2 separate regions of the Homo sapiens genome follow, and region 2 is linked to region 1. A link is a contact called in ENCODE Hi-C data. All regions are on one chromosome and are shown on one strand. Each heading gives the region's core, a stretch centred on a gene start or an enhancer-like site at or near the end of the contact. The rest is flanking DNA. Distances are from core to core; before and after follow the strand shown. Region 1 has its middle 42 kb from the start of LINC01107. Region 2 overlaps TWIST2 (twist family bHLH transcription factor 2).

Evidence for each region. A loop is a pair of places that touch in the nucleus more often than their neighbours do. Pooled maps may share reads with other maps.
Region 2: a loop to region 1 is called in a map of ascending aorta, with 1.9 times the contacts of the local background. The contact joins two enhancer-like sites. A Hi-C loop is called at or near these places in 2 of 168 maps with a recorded cell type or tissue (ascending aorta and endothelial cell of umbilical vein) and 4 of 50 pooled maps.

Annotation. Positions count from the first base shown.
Region 1 is chr2:238,594,708-238,599,547 of GRCh38, reverse strand. No RefSeq gene overlaps it. Among named protein-coding and RNA genes, the nearest start is that of LINC01107, 42 kb to the right of the region's middle. Within about 2 kb of position 2,252, at least 18 of the 41 ENCODE cell types and tissues checked have a DNase peak (open chromatin) inside an H3K27ac peak, as active enhancers do; they include ascending aorta, where a contact is called at or near this core.
Region 2 is chr2:238,861,989-238,866,828 of GRCh38, reverse strand. All of the region lies in intron 1 of TWIST2 (twist family bHLH transcription factor 2), which reads right to left. Among named protein-coding and RNA genes, the nearest start is that of TWIST2, 16 kb to the right of the region's middle. RefSeq lists enhancers at 1,440-2,057, 2,327-2,621. Within about 2 kb of position 2,473, at least 20 of the 41 ENCODE cell types and tissues checked have a DNase peak (open chromatin) inside an H3K27ac peak, as active enhancers do; they include ascending aorta, where a contact is called at or near this core.

The DNA.
Region 1 (4,840 bases), core at 1,003-3,502:
TTCCTTTCCTGGTCTGAGGGGCTCCAGTGAGGGCTCCAAACAGCCCAGAGTCTTATTACTTGTATTTGAAAACAAATGCACAAAGCCGCGGGAAGGGCAAAGCCCTCCCAGCACTGGCTGTGCCTAGTCCCTGCAATCTGACCTCACTGCTCCAATGCCATTAGCTCCAGAACAACCCCTCTTCTCCAGCAGCAAGGACTTCAGGACTCCCGGGCAGACCCACGCGGGGCAGCACCCCTGCAGATCCAAGCCTCATGCACTCTCTTCCACACCTGGGCCCCTGAGGCTCCTCCACGGACTGCTGCGTTTCCTATTTCTTCCAAGACAAAATGGACCCATTCACCTTTTTCCCTCATGTCCCTCTCTCCCTTCTCCTCCCTGGTCCCACTAAAAGTGTGAGCTTCCAATGCTTCCTGGGTTTGAAAAGTTTCACATGATATCAGTACACAGAGACAGTTCATTTTGGTATTTGGGCTCTTGTCAAGGTTAAAAACCAAAAAATGGATTGACCCATCACTAGACAAAATCAGAATAGTCAAAGAGGTGACGTCATGGGGGAAATTCCTAACTCACGCATGCGCCATGGTCTGTCTCCTGGTCTTTGTCATTCACACGTTTTAGATGAGCATTTATTTACTATGCCCATAATCTGTGCTGGGCACCGTGGGCCCAGAGATCCCTGAGGCACAGACCCTGTCTCCAAACGCAGGAAAACACAGAGATCGTGAGAAAGAATTGCAGCTTTCGTGGCAGAGTACACGGCACGCCTGTGTGGGGGTAGGCAAGGGCCTCTGAGCCAGGACAGGGTAGAAGGGACAGTGGAGGGTCAGGAACACCTTCCAGAGGGGCTCACAGGGAAGGAGAGGGAGGGAATGACCAGGGGAGAAACAGAAAGGAACAAGGCCAACTCCAAAGGCCAGAGCCCCTGGACACAGCGGGGCACAGGAGGCAGACAGGCAGAGCCAGGGATGGGGGATCCCACGGGGAACTGAGAGCGGGCACAGGGTTCAAGCACAGGCATGGCAGAATGTGCTGTGCATTGTTTCAAGGTCCTCTCGGTGGCTGCATAAGGAATGGACTGACTCAGAGTGACAGGGTGACCCAGAGACCCAAGAAAAGCGGCAGCAGGAGAACAACCTGTGGCACTTAAGATGCCCAGAGCCATCCTGCGTGCTTTGCAAACATGAGCCCATGAAATGCTTGCCACCACGCAGTGGGGTGGGCACTGACATTGCCCCGATTTACAGAAAAGGCATCTGGGACACAGAGAAGTTGGCCTGCCGAGGTCTGGGAGTGACCCCGAAAATGGAGCAGGGCCTGAAACCAGGCAGTGGTGAAGGGGTAGGAAGACAAATTTGGTACAGAAACACTTAGGACTCAGTGCCCAACCAGGGGCAGGAATCTGGGAGAGGTCTGGGATGACCCCCAGGTCCCTGGTTGGGGTAACTGGAAGAGCTCAGGGCTGTAGGGAGAAGAGTCTATTTAAAGGGGAATGGAGGGGTCCCACTGGGGGCGGGACAATTTGGGAACATTAGTGGGATGTTGGGGGAGGATTAGATCTATAAGTCATGGACACCCAGGTCAGCCCCAAAGGGTAAATGTGTGGGGTGAGTAGAGAGCTAAGAAGCCACAGGAGACCCCACATCACTGAGTCCTCCTGCCTGATGGCCCCTCCAGGCCTTGGGACAACCTGCCCTAGGATTCCTGATTCCCAGTTGAGGGGAGAGAGGCCTGGGGAGAGGCAGAGCTCTTAGAGCCCGGGAGGACATTCTTGCTTCAAGGCTCAAGTAGGGGGATGAGAAGGAGGACCCTTGGCCGAGAAATTTCATGCAGTAAGGAGGGCTCAGAGTGGCTTATGCGGGAAAGAGGAAGTTCAAGAGCACCATAAAGGGTTAGAATTTCAGAGAGGAAAAGAACCTCTTAACACTTCCAATAGGTGATTTTCTCTTAAAAAAAAAAAAAAGAAAGAAAGAAAAAGTTTAAGAAGAAACTTTACAAAGGGAAAACGTAATGTTCAACCTCTGGGCAAATTCTAGCGGAAAAAGGGAGAGAGAGGGGTGGGTGGGAGGCTAACACAATTTATGGGCCCTCAGAGCCGCGCCAGCTTGAGGTGGCGGAGCCTCTTGGCCCGGGGCCTGCCTGCTGACTTGAGCTTTGAAAAACAACTTCCTGTCAATAAATGTGAACAAAAGTTTGGACCCATCTTCAAAGTGATGAGTTATGCTGAAAGTATGTTCCTGCAAACGGGGGGAATGGATTGTTCCTGGCGCTTTGGCATTCAAGAGAGTTTATAAATAACCACTCAGCTCTGCTCGGGTTATGCCTGCTGGGAGTGCCCAGTGCCAGCAAGCAGAGGGAGACCTGGGGAGCGGGGCAGCACTCCCTGGTAGGGCTGGCACAAAGTGCCCAGAGAAGCGCAAGTCACGTCTTGGCGTGGGAGTAGGGGGCTTCCCCAAGCCTCTGTTCAGGGCTGGGCAACCGGGGACCCCCTGGACCAGCTCTTCCATTTGCATTTTGGAGGGAAAAAAGGAAGGAATGGATTCTACATGTGGTTTCCATCGGCCCAGAAAAGTAAAAACATGTGTCAGCGTTTCTAGCAGAAATGGTCCTTGTTATTTTAATGAGAAAGACCATAATTAGGGACAACAGTGAAAAAGAAGCCATGGGTCCCCTTTGTGCCCTCCCCTCAACCGATGGGGAGCAGTCGCCCCAATGAACAGTCCTCCTGCCCTTAACCTGCTCCACCAGCACGGGAGGAAGGGAGAAAGCTGGGGACAGGCAAGTCCTCCAGCTCCAACAGTTCCATTCTCAGGGCTGAAGGTGCCGCCCAAGCAGCTCATTTGTCAGCGTTTAAACATCATTACAACGTTAACGGCCTCTCTGATGCCAAAGAGTTGGCTTTGCACGCCTATAAATTAGAGTACATCAAACCAGAGTTTATTGAGTCTTGGCCAATCAGAAGTAAAACTTCCATAACTTTTTACAATTCTCTACATTCTTCCAATTATATTAAAATATTTATTTGCACCCTGCATGATATATATAAACGTTTTATTAAGAACATTTGAAACCTGGTTCTTTAAACAGAAAAAAGATCCACTCCATGCTGGCAGAGGTCCGGCCAGTATGTGCTGTGTCCAGTTGGTTTCATGGAGGGAAACAGCTCTGATTGGATTTTCGAGGGATTAGCAAGAAGGAGTGGCAGAGCACGAAGCTGGCTCCCAATTCATGGCTGCGCCTCCCTTAGCAAATCCCCTGCATTTGGTCGTGACACCAATGAGGAGCAGGTCCCTGTTTTGTCTCTGCCTGGGCTGGCCTGTCTGGAACAGTCTTCTAGGGTCACAGTGCACGTCTGCCTCTGGGCAGCTGCCTGACCCAGGCCTCCACGAGAGCAGGGAAGAGGCACAGAGACGTTCCATGATGGCTGGGTGAAGAAGCAGGCAGTCGGGGTGAGTTAGGTTAAAACCCAAAGCCCCTTCTGCCCGGCCCTTTCCTGGCTGTGTGCTGTGGGGCCTGGACTCCCCCTCTCTGAAGCTCAGTTTCCTGTCTCTAAAGTGGGTGTCACAATGACAGCCGCCACCATTCCTCCACTACCACAAGAATCATAGGTGGTGACCTGCCTCATATTCCCGAAACGTCTCTGCGCGGCAACATCCTCCTTTGAGCCTCGTCTCATCCCATCGTTGCCTCCTCCTGAAGGTCCTTCTGCTGCTGACACATCAAGTGCATGGGGACATCCGTAGCACGTGGCCAGCCAGGAGGACACTGAGGCCTGCCTGAGGCCCTATCTGTGGGTGTGATCATAACGCCACCAAGAACAGCTCTTGTGCTTACAGGGTGCTAAGTCCTGACCATCTCAGGACATCCTTCACACTGCCCTACAAGGTAGGGACTCTCGCTGCAGATGAGGGAGGTATCTCTCAGTGGGGTAAAGGGTTTGGCCAAGGCGGTACAGGTCGCCCTCAGGCTGGCCAGCGCGTAGCACTCCACAGCCACAGCAGACAGCATCACAATGAACTACTCAGGAGCAGGAGGGCAGGCTCAGGTCCCAGGAAGAGGAGTGTGGCCACAAGCAAGATTACCCGCCTGGCCTGGAAGGGACAACCGAGCAGAATTTGAAATAAGCAGCAGGGAAGAGATTCTGGTTTCTGTGGGGCCCTCATCAGAAACCCCATAGGGCCCTTCACCAGAAACCCTCTGCCTGCAGAGACCACCTGCAGATGGGGGCCTCAGCTGCCTGCAGTTGCCCAGGGCATGGAAGCACAAAGCTCATTTCTGTTACCACATCACTAACTGTAGGATTGGACCTCAACATGCATACTGGTTCTGGCACAAAAGGAGCTGATTTCTTGTTCTTGCAACTGTCCCAGGCAGGGGTTCCTGCTCAGCAGATGGTGCCTCTCCTAGAAGTAATTCAGGGACCAGCCACCTTCCATCCTAGGCCTCCATCACAGCCCTTGGGCCTCGCTGTGGTGTGCACCCCCAGCAGTCAGAAAAGAGGGAGACTGGGAGCACATCTCTGTGGCTGCAGGCGTCACTTTCTGCTGTTCTCTTGTCTACACTTTCTGTGTTTTGTTGGACAATCCAGTCGTCAGGCCGTGCCCACCTGTCATGTTGGATGGGAAATGTAGTCCAGCAGTATGTCCAGAGAGAAGGGAGAAATGATTTTGGTAAACAACCAACCATCTCCACTGCAGGTGATGCAGGCAAACCCAAAAACGGGGGCTCAGCCTGAGTTGGTTCTTGGCTTCATTCAGGGAAGAATTCAAGAGCAAGCCAACAGTGAAAGAAAGCAAGTTTATATAGCGTAGTGAACAGCAAGATGGCTGCTTCATTGGCA
Region 2 (4,840 bases), core at 1,224-3,723, 270 kb before region 1:
AGGGGATATACGAGGCCTCAGGAGTCACCACAAATGCCAGCAGGGTGGTTAGAGGCTCCCCAAGGAGGGGACACTGGAGGTAGTCCTGTCGGGCACAAGGGAGATTCCAGTCAAGGGAGAGCAGCGTGAAGGCATGGAACATGAAGGCGCCGTGCTTTTCTTTTTTTTTTCCATGGTGGAGTCTCGCTCTGTCACCCAGGCTGGAGTACAGTGGCGCGATCTCAGCTCACTGCAACCTCCGCCTCCCGGGTTCAAGCAATTCTCCTGCCACAGCCTCCCAGGTAGCTGGGATTACAGGCACACACCACCATGCCCAGCTAATTTTTCTATTTTTGGCAGAGACGGGGTTTCACCATGTTGGCCAGGCTGGTCTCGAATTCCTGACCTCGTGATCTGCCTGCCTCAGCCTCCCAAAGTGCCAGGATTACAGGTGTGAGCCACTGTGCCTGGCCGAAGGTGCCATGCTTTAAGAACAAGCATGTGGGTTTGCTCATCTCCTCACCCCTGTTCTTACTGGCAACTGCTCCAAGTGCTGGGTACAGGGTGAAAAGGACAGACATGCTCCTGGCCTGGGGAGCTCGCCATGGAGGGTGCCCAGGGCTCAGAGGCAGCTCACAGAAGAGCAGGCAGGGCCCGTGCCATGGGGAACCTGGGCGGTGCCTGGCAGGCCTGGCCATCCTGCTGGCAGCAGGTGAAATGGGGGTAAAGGAACCTACATTCAGTGGGTCCCAGTAACACCAGATGCAGTGTGGGGTGCATCGTCCATGCTATTCCATTAACAGGTTAAGCGACGGAGTCAGATCAGTGACTGGGAAAGGTACCCCAGGCTAACCACACAAAGAAGGGCCTGAAGAGGGGACAGCAGATCCCGGGAGATGGGACCAGGAAGAAGGGCCGATCCGACCCCGGCGGGGCACTGTACGGTGGAGTGACTGGAAAGGGTTCATCACAGCGAATGGCATTTCCACCACACAAGGTGACATCGCACAGACTGTGGGGATTGCTTCCTACCTACACAGAGCATCTAAATTGGTGTATTCACTGGCACCACGTATAAAAAGGGACCTCTGAGCAGTGGTAGTGAGGGTTCTCTGGGTTAGGGGATGCCTGTCTAATGCCACAGCAAAAAAAAAAAAAAGTTCCAAAAGACCAGATGGCACAGCTGGCCCTGGCCCTGCAAATTCAAAGACTCAACCTGCAGGCATGTGGCTGGGCCACCCAAAGCCAGGAGACGCCAGGTGGGTGACGTGAGTAGGGCAGGGGTTTGATCTGCTCACTTCTGGACCCAGAGGCTTCTGTGCCCAGGCTGAAGCTACCCGATCTCCCGCAGGGAATCCTGACACGAGCGCCTCAGGCCTTGCTCCCAACACAGGAGCACCTGAGAGCAGACTGCAGGGGTGTAGGAACGCCAACAGGTGCCCGGCTGGATCCAGGCCCCCCTCACTCTCCGGGGTACTCCCTGCTGCATGGGGAGGTCCCTGTGCGCCGTCGTTTAAAGCAGAGAGCCCTGACATAATGACCCGACTCAGTAGGATGGGGCCATACTTGGCATGGAGGGAAAAATCTCATTTTTTAGATAATTGGACTGGCTGGGTTTGCTTCCTGGCTCTGCCCACAGCTCTGTCTATGCTCTCAGCTGAGGAGTTACGTAGGTCCCTCAGTTTCCCCTGCTGTGAAATGGGGGTGAAAGCACCCAGCTCACTGGACCATTCTGAGGATGAAAATAATTTTGCTTGCCCAGTGCTTGCATGCTTGCTGGGTGGACTTTCAACGAGTGGAGTGACCCCGTGTGGCTTTGCCATCGTTTCTCAAACCCTTTATGTCAGTTTGCAGGGGGAGAGAAGAGGCCCCTCGGGTGGCCAGGCCCACCGAGCCTGGCAGTAGATGCATCCTCCAGGTCCTCCCGGCAGGCCTTCCGGAGCTCTCTGCTCCTGGCGGATCTCCAGGCCTGGCCTGGCCACACACCCTGCACTCTGGACCTTCCAGGGGTCCCTAAGGAGAGGAAAACCCCTCACAGATGCTCAGAGAAGGGGACAGCCCCACAGGTGTTTCCCAGGGTAGGGTGCAGGCCTGGTGGGTGCCTATACCAAGTGGACCCCGCGGCAGGGTGGACCCCAGGGCAGTGTCCCCACAGAGCAAGCCACGGCCCCGCACCCTCCCACCTCCTCTTCTCCCGCACCTCGGAGGGTACCAGCCTCTGGGCCCCTGTCCTGCTGGTCTTGGCCGGGCCGGGTGGGCTGCCTGGTGCCCTTAGTTCTCCCCTCCCCAGGCTGACCTGGCCTGGGGGCCGGGTGGGGCGCGCCTTGGAACTGGGAGCCGCCTCCAACCCTGCACTCTGCTCCAGGCCTGGCCCATTCAAACCTTCCTGCTCTGTTTATTTGCACAGCCAGAGGACAAAAAGCCACGGCTCTGAGTCACTCCTGCTCCCAGTCGGCTCTGATTCATGCAGGAGGCCCGCGGAGGGGACTAACCCTGGCAGTTAACCTCTTGGTTTCTTTATGTCTCTACAGCAGTGAGCATCTGTGTCTTCGAACTGAGGATCAGGCCCCGATCGCCGCTCACAGTCGCGTGCTTGGGGTGTAATGTGGAGAAGAGAGGATACCACGGCACAGCCCGAGAGGTCCCCCCTCACCTCCAGCCCCTTCCCCCCATGCTGATGGAAACTTACAAATATTTCAGTCATCTCTCCGAAAAGGATTTGGTCATCTGGCAAAGGTGGTCCCAGAATTTGCCAGAAATATGCGTCAAATGTAGCCCAGGGTGTAAAGGAAGACAGGCTTAACGAAAATTAGATTATGGCGAAGAATCTGAAAGGAAATGAGAGATTCTGTGCCTGGTTGGTCTCCAGCCTCTGGGGAGGTGCCGCCTGGTGCTTCCTCCCTGTAGGTTCTGGAGAAGCTGGCACACAGGGATGCCCCCAGGATAGGGGGTAGACCTACTCTACGGCCGACCTCTCCTCAGTCCCACACATTTGTCATTCATCATACAAGGCCAGGGGGACACGTGGTTTTCATTTTTGATCCTGGTAAAAAGTGAATAAAACGTCTCTAGTAGCTAAGAAAGGGCTTTTTCTAGCTCCACTGAGTGAGTCGGGGTCAAAGCACCTCTTCTCAATTTGGGTTCGGGGAACAGCTAAGGGGTTCATTGAGGTTTTTTCCCACTTGCTTCCCCAAAGCTGAAGTGGTTTATGGTTAACAACAGATATCCCCAACTACGTAGAGAGGAGTGAAAAAAAGGCAGAAGAAATGAGGATGCTAACACTAACAGTGTGAGGATGAGCGCCAGTCCCATCATGAAGCGCCATTTGGGAACTGCCCAGCGGGTAAAGGCCAGCCAGGAGAGCTGAAACCGCACAGCCCTCACTGCCAAAGGACGTCGCCAGCTCCATCAGGGAGCCGCGCTGGTACATTCCGGGTGCATCCTTCTGAATTATCCTAACACGAAAGGCCTCTTCTGAAAATGATGGACGGGCATCTTTAATGTAGATTGCAGAAGATACAAAAATATATTCTGAAGGCCACTCTTTTGTATTACTTCAGCAAGTACCTAAGTCCTAACACCGAGTGGGGGTTGCGGTGAGGGCATTCCTATGTGGATGGCAGCTGTATTTTCACTGCACCACCTTATGATGGGACTGGGAGTAGTTGCCCTTCTCTGGAGGGAGGGTCGGTCAGCATGTGCCTGCCACACTATCTTTACAAAGCACTGGGCACCTCTGGATTTGTGTTCTCAAATTGCAGAAGTAATACAGGGCATCTGTAGAAAATCTAGAAATTAAAAAAAAAAAAACATAAGAAGGAAAGGAAGCTCTTTCATCAACTTTTGGTCCAGAGACATTCATTCTTGCCACTGTCTCTCCAGACAAACACACCCGTGCATGCACACACACACTTTGATCTTCCAACCTGAGATCGTATGAACTGCTCCATCCTACAATCATGGCCGTCACTTTATTAAACATCCACTTACAACACACATTTGCTGACTGCATAGTGTTCCAGCATATGGACCAAGCAGAGTTTATCCCACCTATTTCCCAGGACATTTTAATTTTGTCGCCAATATTAATGAAGCTGATATGAATTTCTTTGTTGCTCGGCAGCTCTGCCATTATTCACTTAAGATAATTCCTAGAAGTGGAATTGTTCATGCAAAGGGTATTTCCAGTCCTAGATCTTTTCTTACCTACCATCAAAATTCCTTTAGAAAGCTTGTGCAGCTTTTCTTCCCTCTGGCAAATAGGATGGCCTGGTTCCCCCACCTTCCTCAATACTGGGGTTTATAATTATGTATTTTTTCCAATTTAATAAAAAATAATATCCTTCTGTTTTATTTCTAATTCCTTAGATTATTGTTGAAGTTCAACACTTCACGCGTTTATTGACCAACTGAATTTCTCCTTTTATGAATTCATATTTTTTGCCCATATGGGGTAATTGTCTTTTTAAATTTTTTAAAGGCCCTTTTTCTAGTAAGAACATTAACCCATTGCAAAACAGATTGTAAATATTTTCTTCCTGGTTCTTCTAAAATTTTTGATTGTCATAGTTTTTTGGTATATAAAAGTTTACAATTTTAATTTAGTGAGTTATTATTTTGCTATTTTATTTATGATTGCTGGACTTGGAATGGTCAGCTTTTGGAAGCAGATGGTCGGAAAGGCCTGCATTAGTAAACACCACTTCAGCTCACTGGATGTTCACCACTGCCACCTGTAAGACACTGGCCTGATGTCCCGCTGTGTTCCGTCCACGTGTGGTTGTGGTGTTCCGTCCACAGCTGTGACTGTCCCTGCTGGCCTGGGCCATGGCACCTCAGTGGGATGAAATTATAGTAGGCC